2 separate regions of the Homo sapiens genome follow, and region 2 is linked to region 1. A link is a loop called in an ENCODE intact Hi-C map of the cell type or tissue named here. Cell type or tissue: mammary epithelial cell. All regions are shown on one strand.

Evidence for each region. Peaks named below come from ENCODE experiments on the same cell type or tissue, not always from the same donor. Only the 100,000 strongest peaks of a DNase experiment are listed, where the experiment ranks them.
Region 2: a loop joins it to region 1, with 9 times the contacts of the local background. A loop is called at or near these places in 3 of 110 quality-filtered maps.

Annotation. Positions count from the first base shown.
Region 1 is chr2:9,796,634-9,804,633 of GRCh38, forward strand. No RefSeq gene overlaps it. Among named protein-coding and RNA genes, the nearest start is that of TAF1B, 43 kb to the right of the region's middle. RefSeq lists enhancers at 3,183-4,018, 4,019-4,854 and a silencer at 4,187-4,481. In mammary epithelial cell, a CTCF peak has its summit at 3,221 (motif pointing right); DNase peaks (open chromatin) are centred at 3,228, 4,658, 5,258, 6,618 and 1 weaker place; H3K4me3 peaks cover 332 bases; H3K27ac peaks cover 3,241 bases.
Region 2 is chr2:9,979,620-9,987,619 of GRCh38, forward strand. It overlaps GRHL1 (grainyhead like transcription factor 1), which reads left to right. Exons shown (of 16, transcript NM_198182.3): 9 at 6,505-6,663. Among named protein-coding and RNA genes, the nearest start is that of GRHL1, 32 kb to the left of the region's middle. In mammary epithelial cell, a CTCF peak has its summit at 4,783; no DNase peak of the experiment used is centred here.

The DNA.
Region 1 (8,000 bases):
AGTCACCCTCACCAGAGCAAGGCCAGGCCCGGTTCTGCCAGGGGGCTGAGGATGAGAGCTCCAGTCCCAGCATTGCCCCTTGCTAATTGAGGTTTCTTAACCTCTCTGACCTTCTACACAGTGTGGTTAATAATGACCGCCATGCTGCCTTCACAGAGGGTTTTCAAGATGTAAAAGGGGGAACAAATATAAAAATGCTTAGCAAAACGATGCAAGGCTTTTACGTGGAAATTACAAAACCTCACTGAAAGAAATTAAAGAACTAAATAAACAGAAAGACGTCCTATGTGTATGGATTGCAAGATTCAACATGGGGAAGATTTTAAATTGTTCCTATTATTAATAATTCCCAAATTGATGTAGAGATTCAATGAAACATTAGGTTTAAACAAATTCTTATGGTCAGAGAACCAGAAGGCTTTTGGACAGCAAATATAGTACATGTGTCTCTGAAATGTGTCTTAAAATTGAGGGTGTGTCATACTTTAAGCGTCACAGAGCCCCTTCAGCTGGGGTCCTCTCATGAGGTCAAGGGGTGTGCCCTCCCAGAGCCCATGCTCCTCCCCACATTTCCAGGGCCTTCTTGAACTTCTTCCCAGGGTCTGCCCTCCTGAGGCTGACCTGGTTTGCATATCCCATGGGGCAGCTGTTCGTGGGACAAGGGGATGTGGACGATGGCAGGCTGGGACACAGCATGTATGCATGAATGTGTGCATACTTAGGGTACAGAGCAGAAGGGGGCAGGTGGGGCTGGCCCACCCCACACCATTGTGTTGTAGTGCCGAACTCCCAGGAGTCCAAAAATACTAAATTTAAAGCTGGCCTTCCAGATCCTTGTGAAGGCATATTTATAAGAGGCTGGAACACATTTTATTTAATAGTTTGTCAGCTATATGACTTGCAGATATTTAGACTTAGAGTAGGTGGGCCTCCAATTCTACTCTTGCCTCAGCACCTGGAAGTATTAGGGTAAGGTCTGCAAAGTACCCATTTCTCTGAAAACACCCAGCTCAGGAATTGGTACAGGGAGTCCCCTTTCTGGAAGGCCCTCCCCCACGTCTGCCTGGCCTATCCGGTTCTTCCCTCAAGTTTCAGCCCAGATTCTGACTCTTCCGAGCAGACAGGCCCCCGTGGCCTTTATTCCTTCCCTCCCAGCACTGTCTGGCCAGCATGTGCGGTCGCGTGAAGACCTGCTAACAGCAGGAGCTGGGGACTCCCTGAAGGCGCTGACCTCGGCCGACTCCCCCAAGAATTCCCAGACCCTGGCACGGGTGCCGGCACATGTGCTGCCCAGGGCAGGCTCGGTGGACACATCTACAGTTCATTCTCCCACTTTAGTCCATTTGCTTAAGACACCCTTCCCTGGCAATCGGTAAGGTGCACACATACTGCCTGGGGCTCTCATTAAACTGCAGATTCCAGTTCTGTAGGTCTGGGAGGGGCCTATGATTGTGCAGTTCTAACCAGCTCCCAGGTGAGGCCAATGCTGCTGGCTCAGGGACCACACTTTTCACAGTGAAGCTTTAGAGCTCATTATCTTCCAGGAAGACAAATGCAATACAGGTGTTGCCTGTAGCCAATGCTTCAGCAAATGCTATGGATGCTGCGACTCTGAAACTGGCTGCACCTGCCCAGCAGTCCTGTGAGAGAGTCTGTTAATAAGTAGCAAAGTAGACTCCTCACTGAGGAGGGCAGTTCAGGGACTCGGAAGTCAGGGATGCCCAGAAGGTACACAAGGGGGCTGGGAATCCAGGCTGCAACCTCTAGGCCCAGAGGCCTGGGTGCCAGGCTCAACACAGTTGCTGCTCGCCCAGTGACCTCACGTGAGACACCTCCTCTCTCTGGGCCTCTGCACCTACTCTGGGTGGTACTATCTGCCATGAGAGTGAGATGGGAAACTCTTCCAAAGAAAGGAGGGCTGGATGCTGGTGAGTTGGCATTATTGGCAAGAGCAGATATGATCAGCCCTGACCATGGGCCAAACACCATTCTGCCCACTTTCTCTGTATCAGTGTGTTTAACCCTCAGGGCGACCCTCAGAGGTGGGCACTGTTCTTATTACCTTTTCACACAAGAGAAAACTGAAGCCCAGAGGACGCAATTGCTGTTAAGACCCCAGGCAGTCTGGCTCCCAGCCTTCTACTGAACCCTCTTGTCACTCTGCCTCTCCAGCCTGAAGCTCTGGAACCGTAATAGGTTCATGGCCTGACCCGTGCAGGAAGTCAATATGCAAGATGCCGCATTGCAGCAGAGAGAGAGGTCTAATCAATGCAGGGCCACCAAGTGAGGAGATGGGAGGAAACCCCCAATCCATCATCTCCCCAGGGAGTTCGGGGCTCGAATTTTTAAGGGTTTTGAAGTGGGTCAAAGTGTGGAGGTCCTTGATTGGTCGAAGAGTGCAGTCACGGGACAAGGAGATGAAGAAACCTCACTGTCACGCGGATTCCGTTCCTCTGTGGGGGTCTTCGAGCTGGTTGGCATCAGCTGTTCTGATGGAATTCAGGATCTGCTTAAGCAATTCTTAAACAAAATTCCTATGATTCTAAGGTCAGAGATCCTATCAATAGGAACCATGGGGATGTGAACTGTCCGTACCTAGGGCTACGTGACTTTTGGTTACAAGGAAGTGGGTCAAAGTACAGCCTGATGAATGCTTAATTATAGCTATATGACTGTCCGCAGTTCTTGTTAACCCTGTGAGGCTGGCTTCAGCTGGGTCTGCACTAGGTTAAGAAAGGGAGAAGAAGGGTGGGGACCTCAGCCCTTCCTTCCTGCCCAGACCACAGCCTGCAAACCTCCTCGGGTCCCCTCTGGCTCCAGGGCTCTCGCTGCAGACAGATCAGAAAGGACTCTGGGTCTGTCCCACCCCAGCCAGGCAGCCCAGAGCCCTCAGAGCAGGTGCTGCCCAAATGTTCCTGGGCATGGTGGGACCTTCTGCTAGGCAGGCTCTTCCTCATAGATTTGGGGGCTGCTTGTTTTAGGTTTAAAACAACCTGAGCTTCCCCCAGCCAAGTCCCTATCTCATTGTGTTGCCGTGGTCTGTTTGCCTGTCTGTCTTGTCCCCTAAACTTTGCACTCTCAGAAACGGGGCTGTGTTCCCTCCTCCCTAGGTCTCCAGCTCAGTGTCTTGCACACAGTGGGTGGTGAACTGACTTGCTCCTAGTTTCCCCTCTAGAGGTGCTGGGATGCAGTGACAACGCGCTTCCAGATCTTGCCACCAGAGGGCAGGAGCGCACAGCAGCCGAGTGTGAGCAGCGCGGCAGAGAGCAGGTCGGGCTGGGTGGGTCCCTGGACATCCAGCCGGCAGGGCAGGGAAGGGCCAGGCGCAGAGGGTAAATGAGGACAGGGCCTTGGGGGAGTCTCTTCATTTCCCATGCCGATTCCAGAGACTTCTTTTCTCTTCCTTCCCTTCCATTCCCCTGCCATCTCTTTTCCACTCCCTCCCCTTCCATGTTGACCAGGGTCCAATTTTGACTTTGTGTGACTTTGGGCCAGAAACCTCTTCTCTCTAAGTTGTAGTTTCCTCGTCTGTAAAATGGGGAAGTAGTGCTACCCAATTCTGGGCAGTTCCCTATCTTCCCTTCCTCAGGCTTTGGGACCCTCTGTAGGGCCACGCTTCTCGGCTCTTAGTGGGGAGCTCCAGACTGTGACCCAGGCAAAGCCAGGGGCCCTTTGAAGTGAGCTGCCTCCTCTGCCCCCTGCCTGGGAGAGGACACCTGCAGGCCTGGCCCTGTGGGGCCAGGTGGGCTGGCAGAGTGGATGGGCTGGGAGCTGTGGCAGCTGTGCCGGGTACACACAGGACATCAGCTGGGCCTGTTCCACTCAAGCATAGATGAGCAGGCAGGCATGAATGAATGAATGAATGAATGAATGAATGAATGAATGAAGAGTGAATGAATGAGTGAATGAATGGGAGAAATTCAGGCATGGCTTCAGAATACTTGTAGCAAAGGGATTTTCATACCCACTGCCAGTGGAACCTGGAAGCCTCCTAAGCCTCTCGGAGCCCAGCTTGAGTGGAGTCCACTGGGGGCTTGTCCTCTTTTTGAAGCCTCTTGTCCCTTTTGGACTCCTCACTGGCAGAAGCCTAAGAGACCCTTAGTCTAAGCTTTCAGGGGGTGAGAGGAGGAGTCTACTAACTGGGAGGGTTTACCCAACATCATTTATTTATTCCTCATCAAACAAACACAACGTAGCCACCCCCTCCGGGACTGTGCCTGTGTCTGTGCTGTGAACATCCCAAGGGACGGTGCAGCTGGTGGGGGTGGAGGGGCCGGAGTGCTCTGAGGAGCCAGGGAAGGCCTCTCCGAGGAGGGGGCTTTTGAGCAGGAGGCCTGTGCTTTGAGCAGAGATCCCACAGAGGGTCCCAGGTCAGCTGGACCGGCACTTCAGAGAAGTCACTGACTGAAGAATCAGAGGCAGGGGGCCCCACGAGCCGAGCCGGTCCAGGCCCCAGGGAATGAGGGCAAAGCGGCAGCCTGCAGTCGGACAGCAGTGCTGGGTCCAGGGGCTCCTCAGCTCCCACGCCCACTCACAGCGCATTGTCTCCAGGGGAAGGGTTTCTGGGCGGGCCCAGGAAATGGGGATGTGTCATCCGAGTGGGTGCTCAGTCCCCAGCAGAGCTCACGGCTGACAGCCAGGCCCGTCTCTCCTGTCACTAGATCCCACCTGCAGGGACTTGCCCAGAGCTGACCTAAATTTCCCGGCCACTCTGTCGACACCTCCAGGGCGGGGCAAGGCATGCCTTCGCAGAAGCCCAAACAGAATTCGTGACCAACAGCACAGAGACTCAACCTCCACCCTGGGCTCAAAGGGCTGCTGTGGTGGGCTTCCTGGGCACTGCCTGACCCTGAGCTCTCCCGGAAGCTGGCCTCTCAGTGGGTGGGGGCAGACAGCACCCGGGGAGGATGTAGAAACATGGCAGACATGGGGATCTAGGGCAGAGGGTGCCGTGTGTGTGTTCGAGGCCCGTTTCCTCTTTGTGAGTCTTCCAGTTTGCTTTTCAGGGAAATAGACTCATTTCAGACCCAGGAGAAACGGTGGGCTTCAGCAGGGCTGCCCCGGGGCCCACCTCCCGGAGCCTTGCTCCCTGCTTCATCCAGGCACCTGGCTCTCCTGCTGCCCTGGGGAAGTCAGAGCCTCCTATCTTGGCAGAAGCCCCCACCCCCAACCTCCGCACACTCAGTTCTCTTGCCACACAGCCTAGAAAATTCTGCCTCTGGCTTGGGGCTCCATTTGCTGAGCCAAGATGAGGCATGAATCACAGGGCTGCGAGCTGCCTGAGGCTGTCTGGAACCCGCAGACCTCAGAGCCCGCAGAACTGCAGCCCCTTCCCCCACCACATCCCTGGGCCATGTCGTCGCCGGCTTCTCGGCTCTTCTCTCACTGAGCCTGCCGTAGTTAAAACAGTTCCAACCTCAAGGCAGCTCAGGTCTTGGGAGCCCAGACAGCTCCTGGGGGTTTGTCGGCCTGATCAGAATAAGCAAATAGTATTCTTTTTAGATTTATTTTCTTGGATTACAAACTCACAATTAAGTCTTTCTAGGCCGGGCGTGGTGACTCATGCCTGTAATCCCAGCACTTTGGGAGGCCAAGGCGGGCGGATCACTTGAGGTCAGGAGTTCGAAAGCAGCCTGACCAACATAGTGAAACCCTGACTCTACTGAAAATACAAAAATTAGCTGGGCATGGTGGCACATGCCTGTAATCCCAGCTGCTTGGGAGGCTGAGGCAGGAGAATCGCATGAACCCAGGAGGCAGAGGTTGCAGAGGTTGCATTGAGCCGAGATCACACCACTGCACTCCAGGCTGGGTGACAGAGAGACTTTGTCTCAAAAAAAAAAAAAAAAAGTCTTTCTAAATAATTTTGGACTCCCAAACAGATCCAGAGGGACTCCAGTTTGAGCCATGTTGAGGGAACAGGGATTTGGCATGGGATCAGCCTGGGGCTGGCTGTGCAGCGTTTGAGGGGCCACCTTCTCTGAGCCAGTTATCTGAGGTGCTGCCTTCTCTGAGCCTTGTTTCTGAATCTAAGGCTCCTCGTAGCTCTGGCATCCTTGCCTCTGATTCCTCGGAAATGTCCCAGGCCCTGCAGCTGACACTGGGCTCCAGGCAAGGCTCTTGGCTGTGTCTGGAGGGGCTGTGGGCCAGCCTCTTGGCATTGGTAGGCCAGCAGCCCAGGAAAGCTCCGTGTTCCCCATCAAGGAGGGGACAGGCATCTGGGCAGCGCAGGGTGCTGTCCCTAGGGGGAATGCCAGCCACATCCTCTAGGGCCCTGGGAGAGAAGTCCCGAGAGCCCAGTACTTTCTCCTCCGTGGCCCACCTGAAACCTGGCCTCAGCTCTTCCCCTGAAGCCGGGAAAGGGCACTGCCTTAGTTTCTTACAAGAGGATGGGGAAAAAGAAATGTGAGAGCTAGAGAAACGGCTCCAGGGACCGAGCCCAGCGCTTTCTCTGCACACACAGCCACTGTAGACATTTGGACTGGAAGGTCTTCGGCACACACTTGGCCGATTGCTCCACATAAGACGGCGGGCCCAGGTTCAAGGTGCACTGTCAGGGACACCTGGGCTTCTTGGCTCCCAGCCAGACGTTGGGCAACAGCTCCAATACCTGTGCACCTCAGCATCCACATCTGCCCGTGCTCTCTGAGAATTAGGCCATGGAATCAACACCTAAGCATCCAGGAAGAGGTGGGAGAGTCACTCAAGAAGCAGGGCTGGCCACATTCGCTACCTGCCTGCATTTCCTCTTCCTATCAGTATCCCAGGGTGCAAAATTGGAATGACCTCTTCCACACAGGAGAGGGTCTGGTGGGACCACCATTCGAGGCCCTCTCTCCCCACCTGCCCCCTGCCCCTGCCACCCACTTGCAGGTAAGGGACAGGCTCCTACGCAGCCTGGTCAGTCACTGCTCCCTCCTGGAGTCTGGCTATTGAAAAGAGGGACAAAGAAACTGGCTGCGGTGCCTCAGTCCTCTCGAGGGGCTAAGAGACAGCTGCCTGCCCTGATTGCTGGGCTCTGAGTCAGAGGTTGCGATCCCTGCTCCAAAGCCTCTGGAATTATCCTGGGTGTTGGCCATGCCCAAGCCTGAGTTCCAGCCCCCTCTGAACTTGGTTCCTGTTATTATTTGAATTATGTTCCGTTATGGCGTTTTTTTGTTGTTGTTGTTTTTCTTTTTTGAGATGGAGTTTCACTCTTTTTGTCCATGCTGGAGTGCAATGGCATGATCTCAGCTCACTGCAACCTCTGCCTCCTGGGTTCAAGTGATTCTCCTGCCTCTCAGCTTTCTGAGTAGCTGGGATTACAAGTGTGCACCACCACACCCGGCTAACTCTTTTTTTTTTTTTTTTTTGAGATGGAGTCTTCCAGGCTGGAGTGCAATGGTGCAATCTCGGCTCACTGCAACCTCCACCTCCCGAGTTCAAGCAATTCTCCTGTCTCAGCCTCCCAAGTAGCTAGGATTACAGGCGCCCACCACCACACCCAGCTACTTTTTGTATTTTTAGCAGAGATGGGATTTCACCATGTTGGCCAGGCTGGTCCCGAACTCCTGATCTCTGATGATCTGCCTGCCTTGGCCTCCCAAAGTGCTGGGATTACAGGCGTGAACCACTGCACCTGGACTACACCTGGGCCTGTTATGGTTTAATTTGTCTTGCTGTGCTCTGAATATTTATGTCCCCTCAAAATTCATATGTTGAAATTTTATCCTCCAATGTGATGGTATAAGGCGTGGGGCCTTCAGGAGGTGATTAGGTCAAGGGTGTGGAGCCCTTGTGAATGGGGTTAGTGCCCTTATCAAAGAGGGCCAAGGGAGCTCATCCATACCCCCTTCCACTAAGTGTGGACACAGCTAGAAGGTGCCATGTATGAGTCAGAAAGCAGACCCTCACCAGCCACCACATCCACCAGCATCTTGTTCTTGGACTTCCCAGCCTCCAGAACTGCAAGAAATAAATGTCTGCTATTTATAAGCTACTCAATTTATGGTATCTTATTA
Region 2 (8,000 bases), 180 kb after region 1:
ATGTAAAATTCTACCTAAATTTCTCAGTGGAAAAAAAAATTAAGACTAATATTTGGATGTTGGATTATTTTCTTATAGGTGAATGATAATACAGAATGAGTATTACTGTCATTGTGGTAATTTTTAAAGAGCAACAGCCTTTTTGCTAGTTCATGAAAAATACCCTGATATGTATTAAACATTTGCATCCCTTAGCTCCTAACTTCACCACTTGATGTTTTTGTAACTTTTGACTCATGGACTCCAAGTGCTTTGTTCATGCATTCTTTTCTGTGAATTAGGAGATTTAAAAATATTTCTATAATTTCTCTCCACAAATTAAATTCACTTGTTAAAGTTCACGTTCCTGACTACTCTCTTTAGACTAGACAGTTAGCAAGCTTTACTGGAATTGTGTCTTGGTTTGTGGTGTTGATAAAAGCTCGAAAGGAGTGGGTGTGTTGGGGGTTTTATAAAATTGATTCTCAGTTACTTTCCCTATACCTGCTGTGAAATGAACCTCTGATGGTGATCTGTGTTTTGAGCACACTGGGTTTGGTGGTTTGTTTTTTTTTTGTCTTTTTCCTCCTTGTTTTCTCTTTGAGGACTAACTTGGCAGACGCAGCCAGGTGTGAACAGCGCTTATGTGGCTGCCGCGGTGCTTCCTGGAAGAATCATTATAAATTCGTTCAAGATCTGATTTCTTGTTGGTTTCTGTGCTTGTGAGCATTTAGAATAAAAGTCTGTATCAGTTAATCCTTTGATTATGTAAATCATTTTATTTTGTTTTCCTCTCATTTTCAAACTGAGGTTTGAAAACCAAAAAAAAAAAAAGAATTAAATATTTTGAAACATTCTAAGTGCATAAATTCTTGGTCAGGAATGAGGAACTGTCCTTAGAAAAATGGGCTAGACATTTAAAAAGGAATCTTGTAGAGCACCTTGGCCTGTTCAGCAGTTTATGTTTGTGGTTAGTTTTTTTCTCTTCCAATAATTTGGGTGGGAATAGTAGTTGCTCATCTTTTGAGATTAATGTTCTAATTATTTGAATACAAATGTTTTCTCTCAAAATAATTGGGAAGGAAGTATGAAAACAGAAAAGGTCATCTTTTGAATTCTTAAAGTTTTATGTCAGAGATCTTCACATCTTTCTAGAGAAGGAAGGTTGTAAATCATTCAGCCTACTCCGATTCTGAAATGGGGCTTTTTAAGTGTGCGTGCATTCCTGTATGTTTTATAGAGGAGGAGTTGGATGTGTGCTCATTCATCTTACTTTTTACCTCTTTCCCATCCTCTGTAAAGATAGTGGAGTGTTTTCTGTAATCACAGTGATAATTTGTCTGCAGGATAGGAATGGTCCGAGCCTGGTTTTACCTGGATTTGGGTGAACAGCCCTGTGGTCTTGCTCACTCGGGGCTGCCCATTAGGTAGAATCCATGGGAAGTGTTAAAACTGAGGAACAAAGTGTGCCCATCTTGTTGCTCCCACTGGACCCAAGGGAGAGCTCTGGCTTGTGTTTCTACACTCGCCATATGTGTATGCCAGCAGCTTTTTAACATTAAACAAAACTGTTCAGTTGCAGACTAAAGAAGGCCACCCTCCTGACCATAAAGCTCCCCGGAAGCTGCACTTCTCCCTCAGAACTTACCTGGTCCCCTCCATGAGTGTGGGCTGGGCTGATAGGGACAGTGTGTTTCCACAGGCGAGTGACACATGGGCACAGCACACACTGGATGTCTTGCCAGGAAGTCGCTTATGCGGAAAGTGGAAATACTCAATTACAAACAGGGAAATACACCTCCTCCCTATTTACTCCATCGTGATGATGTAAGGATAAATTAATGTCCAAGCAACTTAGAGGATGGTTTAGATCACTGGTCAGCAGACGACAGCTCTGAGGCGCGGGCCAGCTAGGTGCCTGCTTATATAAATCAAGTTTTATCGAAACACGACCACACTCATATCCGTGGCTGCTTTTACACTATTACTGCAGAGTCGAGTAGTTGCATATGACCTACGGATGTGAAAATAATGTCGGGCCCTTTACAGAAAAATAGTCGCTTCTGATTTAGATAAGGGTATGAAAAGATATTTTATATATCTACATTTTATTTATTCTTAGCTATACTTACTTACTACCCAGTATGCATTTTCCTCCTTTTATTAAAAGCATGCAATAAGCATATGTTATGAGCCAGGCGTGAGACACAGAGATGATTAAGACAGGGTCTTCTCAAGGACATTGCCATTTAGTGAGGAAGACATCACATCATGCTTTGTCCTGTGGTTCAGAGTTACAACTTCAGCCTTCAGCTGAACACACAAGTTCATCCACAAATGCAAATCCCTATGAAATCAAACATAACATGAGTAATAAAAATAAGCGGGAGAGTTTAATGTGTGTGTACTTGTTTATTTTTGTGGTTAATATCTTAAGAACTCTTGAGTATTTGAGGATTTGCATGACCTTATTGAATAGCAGGGTTGAACAAAATGGCTTTAACCTAGATCTTTCTTTTGATTACATGAATATTCTTATTTGATAGGGCTATGCCTCTGTAAAAATTTTGTTTAATGTTAAAAACTTGCTGGCATACATATAAATACATATAAAAATATCTTAACTCTTTAAGGAAAGGAAACCATGTATTGGAACTTGCTTTAATAATCTCAGAGTTTTGGAGCCAAGGTAGACCTTTTGTGGATCACAGTGTATAAGCAGCTAGAAGACTAATCACGTTACCGCAGTGGTTTCTATCTTGGCCAATCACTCGAATTACTCGAATTTGGTAGGAAGCACCAAAAAAAACAGTCCCAGCATCTCAAACCCATTCCAGGACAATGAAATCAGAATCTCTGGGGTGTAGCCAGGACATCTGACATCCGTATGTTTTAAAGTCCTGCCAGGCGATTCTAATTCAGTCAGAGTTGTGAGGCACTGTTGTACAGACAGGATTCTGAAACTTTAGTGTGCATAGAATTAGCTGGAGAGCTTGTTAACCTCCCGCTTCACTCTCCCTGAGTTTTCGGATTCAGTGAGTCTGGGGTGGGCACCAGGATCTTCATTTCCAACAAGTTCCCTCGTGCTGATGCTCCTGGCATCACACTTTGAGAGCCATTGCCGTATGAGATTCTTAAGTTTTACATAAGTAGTTATTGTGATGACTTTAACTGGCAACTTACTTGGTATTTTTAAACTAATATGACTTATAAAAAGTTGATAGGTAAATGTATTACACAAAATTATTGTCACCAGTAAAAACAGTATGGATATAGGATTCATCCTTTGTCAATATAAGTATATAATCATAGACGTCCAGAGGTAGTCATCTAGAGATCCACGAACTCACCCTGCCCTTTGACAGGTAAGGACCCTTGCACTGGGTCGCAGTGCTTAGTTAGGGGCCAGCTCAAATGCTTTGATGTTCAGACCTAAGCGGCTGTGCATGTGGCTCCCCTTGTAGACTTTGGTTGAGGGTTAAACCCGGCACGTATGTCCCCTCCACACCAGCATATCCCCTTGATCATCTGTGTTCTTACCTGGGATCCTTTCCTAAGAGCAGGGGCATCGTGAGCACCGGCCCCATCTTCTCTTTGGCATCTTCGGCCCACTGTTCTTGTCTCTCATGTTCCTGGCCTGCAGTGCTTACGTTTCACAGCTTTGTCACCTTCTCCTGGGATGTTTGTGTATTTATCTAGGCAAGGTAGCATTTTTTTTTTAATGCTGAATTAGGACCATTGTCAACTTTCTTTAATACATTTAGAAAACTGCCAAGTTTGGGAAGAATTGATTTTTTAGAATAAGAGAGAAATGTATATCAGTAAGAGACTGCAAATCATCATGAATGCACACCAGCATGGGCAAAGCTGTGCCAAAGCTCCATGTTTGCCCCGATCCTGGGATTTGGCCCCTGCTCATTTCTTTTTTGAATAGAAACTTGAAACTGGGAAGCAAGGGGAGGTTAGGTTTCGGGTTGGATTACTGTGAAATCTTCTTGTAAAGGGAATATCACTTCCTGGAATCGTGAGGATGAAGTCGAACTTTCCCAGGCAGCTGTTTTTGAACTAGGAATTGAGCCACGTGGCCTAGAATGACAGAAAAAATTCGGATTTTCCATTGGTTGTAAATTGAAAAATATATGGTGGTTTGGTTACTTTGCTTAGTTGTTTGCATGGACTTTTTTTTTTTTTAAACCTGAATGCATTCCACAGACTCTCCTTACCTCTGATTTGTGGATTTAGAGATTGTACTTGAAGTGTTTAAAAAAAAAAATGTGGCCGGGAGTGGTGACTCACACCTGTAATCTGAGCACTTTGGGAGGCCGAGGTGGGCGGATCATGAGGTCAGGAGTTCGAGACCAGCCTGGCCAATATAGTGAAACCCTGTCTCTACTAAAAATACAAAATTAGCCAGGTGTGGTGGTGCAAGCCTGTAATCCTGGCTACCCAGGAGGCTGGGGCAGGAGAATCGCTTGAACCCGGGAGGCGGAGGTTGCAGGGTTGCTGTGAGCCGAGATTGCGCCATTGCACTCCAGCCTGGGCAACAAGAGCAAAACTTCATCTCAAAAAAAAAAAGTTACTATAGCTGCCCCCCAACCCCATTATAACTTAAATTTTTCCCCATCTGCCCTAGTTCAGCCAGTGACACCCAGTGCTGCTTGTGGTGGACCCATTCTTGGCTGTTGACCCAGGGGCTAGAAGGAATCTTCCCCTGTCAGCTCACGGGGTTGAAGGGTCTGAAATGGGCCAGTCTTAGTTTTAAAAACTGTAATTCCAATAATGTCCACTATGTGGTGCACATGCATCCGCAGTAAATTCTAAAACTAGTTGAAAGGGAGCTCAAAAACATTTTTAAAATCCACAGTGATAAAAATAGTGGGGAAATGGCACATGTTTATTTGCTGTACACTGGGTTCCTCTTAAGTAGCAGCTTCCAATGTCATATTCATAATGTGACTCAGCTTATTTTAACTTTTGAGAAAATGTGCGGGAGATAACTGATTTGGAGCCCAGGAGAGAAGGGTGTGACATCTCCTGCCTTCCATTTCGAAGGTGGGGGATCCCCCTGGATGGGTTCTCGCCGGCTTAGTGCATTGCTCAGGCACATGCTAGCAGCTGGAGTGAGTGTAGCCGGTGCTAACCTACTGCACTTGGAAGTCATCTTTAAATATTGTTCTTGTGGGCTGAGTGTGGTAGCTCCTGCCTGTAATCCCAGCACTTTGGGAGGCCAAGATGGTAGGATTGCTTGAGCTCAGGAGTTGGAGACCAGCCTGGGCAACATAGTGGAACCCTGTCTCTAAAAAAAAAAAAAATACAAAAATTACCTGGGCGTGGTGGCGCACACCTGTGATCCCAGCTAGTTGGAAGGCTGAGGTGGGAGCATGGCTTGAATCCAGAAGGCAAAGGTTGCAGTGAGCTGAGATCACACCACCACACTCCAGCCTGGGTGACAGAGCCAGACTGTCTCAAAAAAAAAAAAAAAAATTGCTCCTGTGGGAAGTGGTGGCTTGGGCACTGATAGGAAAGCAGACTTTTGAAACTGTGGGTTGAGAAGCTCAAAGTCTGGTTTAGACAGTTTCTCTGAAGTAATTTCATGATTGAATAGTAGAACTGTTGCTTAAGGAATTGGATTCTTCGTTTCTCTCATGGAAATAGACCCACCAGCATAACATCTTCCCGGGTTATTCTAGGGAGTTTTGACCACATCTGTGTGGAACTTCTTGAATGAGGAACACATTCCTGGGTGTTTAGTGATCGTTAAGTTCTCAGCCTATTAACAAACGTTACCACTTTTGTCTTAGGTTTAATCTGGGCATGTAAAGAATCCAGTTATGTTTAAATAAAAGACCCTTGCACTGATATTTCCATACCTAGAAAGGAGTATGGAAATAATTGTAAATTACAAATCATCCCTTGAACACTGGGCCCAATGTGATTTGATAACCAAAAGGTTAATAAGAACAAACTGGAAAGAAATGAGGACTGTTTAGTCTGCATGGGCAAAGATTGAGAGAGAACTTTATTGGAATCTTATAAAAATTGTGGATTAGAGGAACACTGATGTCATAAGTTCTAAAATATGAGGACACAGAGTACTACAGGTTATCCTAAGAGGTGGTGTCAACGCAAATATAGGTGGATTCCTAGGAAGTTTTTACTAAGTTACAGAACAGCTGCAGAGGGAGCTATGCTATTGGTAACTTTGGAAAATGACATCAGGAAAGCTAACCAGCCTCTTCCCCTGTCCTAGCTGATATTAAATAGGGATTCTGGAAGGGAACATAAGCAGAGGTTCAGAGCTGCCGACTCTTCCTCCTCTTTAAGGTCTGCTATTTCTATGACCAAAAGCAGTTTTAAAATAAACCCCTGATCACCTCTTTTTAAAAACCCTTTTTTAAAAAATGAGAAGCTGAGCTTCTCATTTAAAATAGACTTGAGTAATTTCAGTGATGTTAATATTTTCATGAGCTGTGCTAGGTTTGACTTGGTGCCTGTTGCTTATGGAACCTTCTCTTCCCTTGGCAGGTTTTCATCTCTGTGAACTGCTTAAGCACAGATTTCTCTTCCCAGAAGGGAGTGAAGGGGTTGCCTCTTAACATTCAAGTTGATACCTATAGTTACAACAACCGCAGCAACAAGCCTGTGCACCGGGCCTACTGCCAGATCAAGGTCTTCTGTGACAAGGTAAGATCGGCAGGGATGCTTGGAACAAGTGTTTGAGACACACTCATGGAAAAAGACCAGGGTCTCTTTAATATTTAATGTCAAAATGAGAATATAGCTGCTAATATAGAATAACTTTTAAAATTATTTTTATTTATTTATTTATTTATTGTTGAGACAGAGTCTCCCTCTGTCTCCCAGGCTGGAGTGAAGTGGTGCAATCTCGGCTCACTGCAATTCTGCCTTCTGGGTTCAAGCAATTCTTGTGCCCCAGCCTTCCCAGTAGCTGGGATTACAGGTGCACACCACCACGGCCGGCTAGTTTTTTGTATTTTTAGTAGAGACAGGGTTTCGCCATGTTCCCCAGGCTGGTCTCCAACTCCTGAGCTCAGGTAATCTGCCCACCTCAGCCTCCCACAGTGCTAGGATTACAGGTGTGAGCCACCGCGCCCAGCCTTTATCAGAGATGAGGTCTCACTCTGTCATCCAGGCTGGAATTTAGTGGTGCAATCACTGCTCACTGTAGCCTCAACCTCCTGGGCTCAAGCGATCCCCCAAACTCAGTCTCCTGAGTAGTTGGGACTACAGGCACATCCCATCACACCCAGCTAATTTTTAATTTTCTTGTGGAGATGGGGGTCCTGCCATGTTTCCCATGCTGGTCTTGAACTCCGGTCCTCAAGTGATCCTCCCATCTTGGCTTCCCAAAATGTAAAACAGCTTTTTTTTTTTTTTGAGACAGAGTCTGGTGCTGTCGCCCATGCTGGAGTGCAGTGGCGCAGTCTCGGCTCACTGCAGCCTCTGCTTCCCGGGTTCAAATGATTCTTGTGCCTCAGCCTCTCCAGTAGCTGGGATTACAGATGCACACCCACCACACCTGGCTAATTTTTGTATAGAAACAGGGTTTCGCCAGGTTGGCCAGGCTGGTCTTGAATTCCTGGCCTCATGTGATGCGCCCACTTTGGCTTCCCAAAGTGCTGGGATTACAGGTGTGAGCCACCATGCCTGGCCTAAAATAGCTTTTAATTATTGTTTTGGCCTTGCAAAGACACATTATGTAGAGATTTTTGAAATTACGTTTTAACTGATAGATTAGAAGGGTTGATAAGTACGTTTTGTTGGGCATGTCTGATAAGTAAAGGAGGTGCACACAGGACCCTCTGAGCCCAGCTGCTGGAAGTGTAGGCAGTCACCCCTGCACGGGAGCTCTTCCTTAGCTGTGTCCGAGTGGCTGAATCACAAAGTGCTGTGCCTTCACAGCCCTCTTCCCCAAAGGCCCTTCAATAAGCATGGGGAAGGAGAGGTGCGGATTCTTCTCTACAGCCACAGGGAGGCAAGAAGAAAAAGTGCAGGGCCCA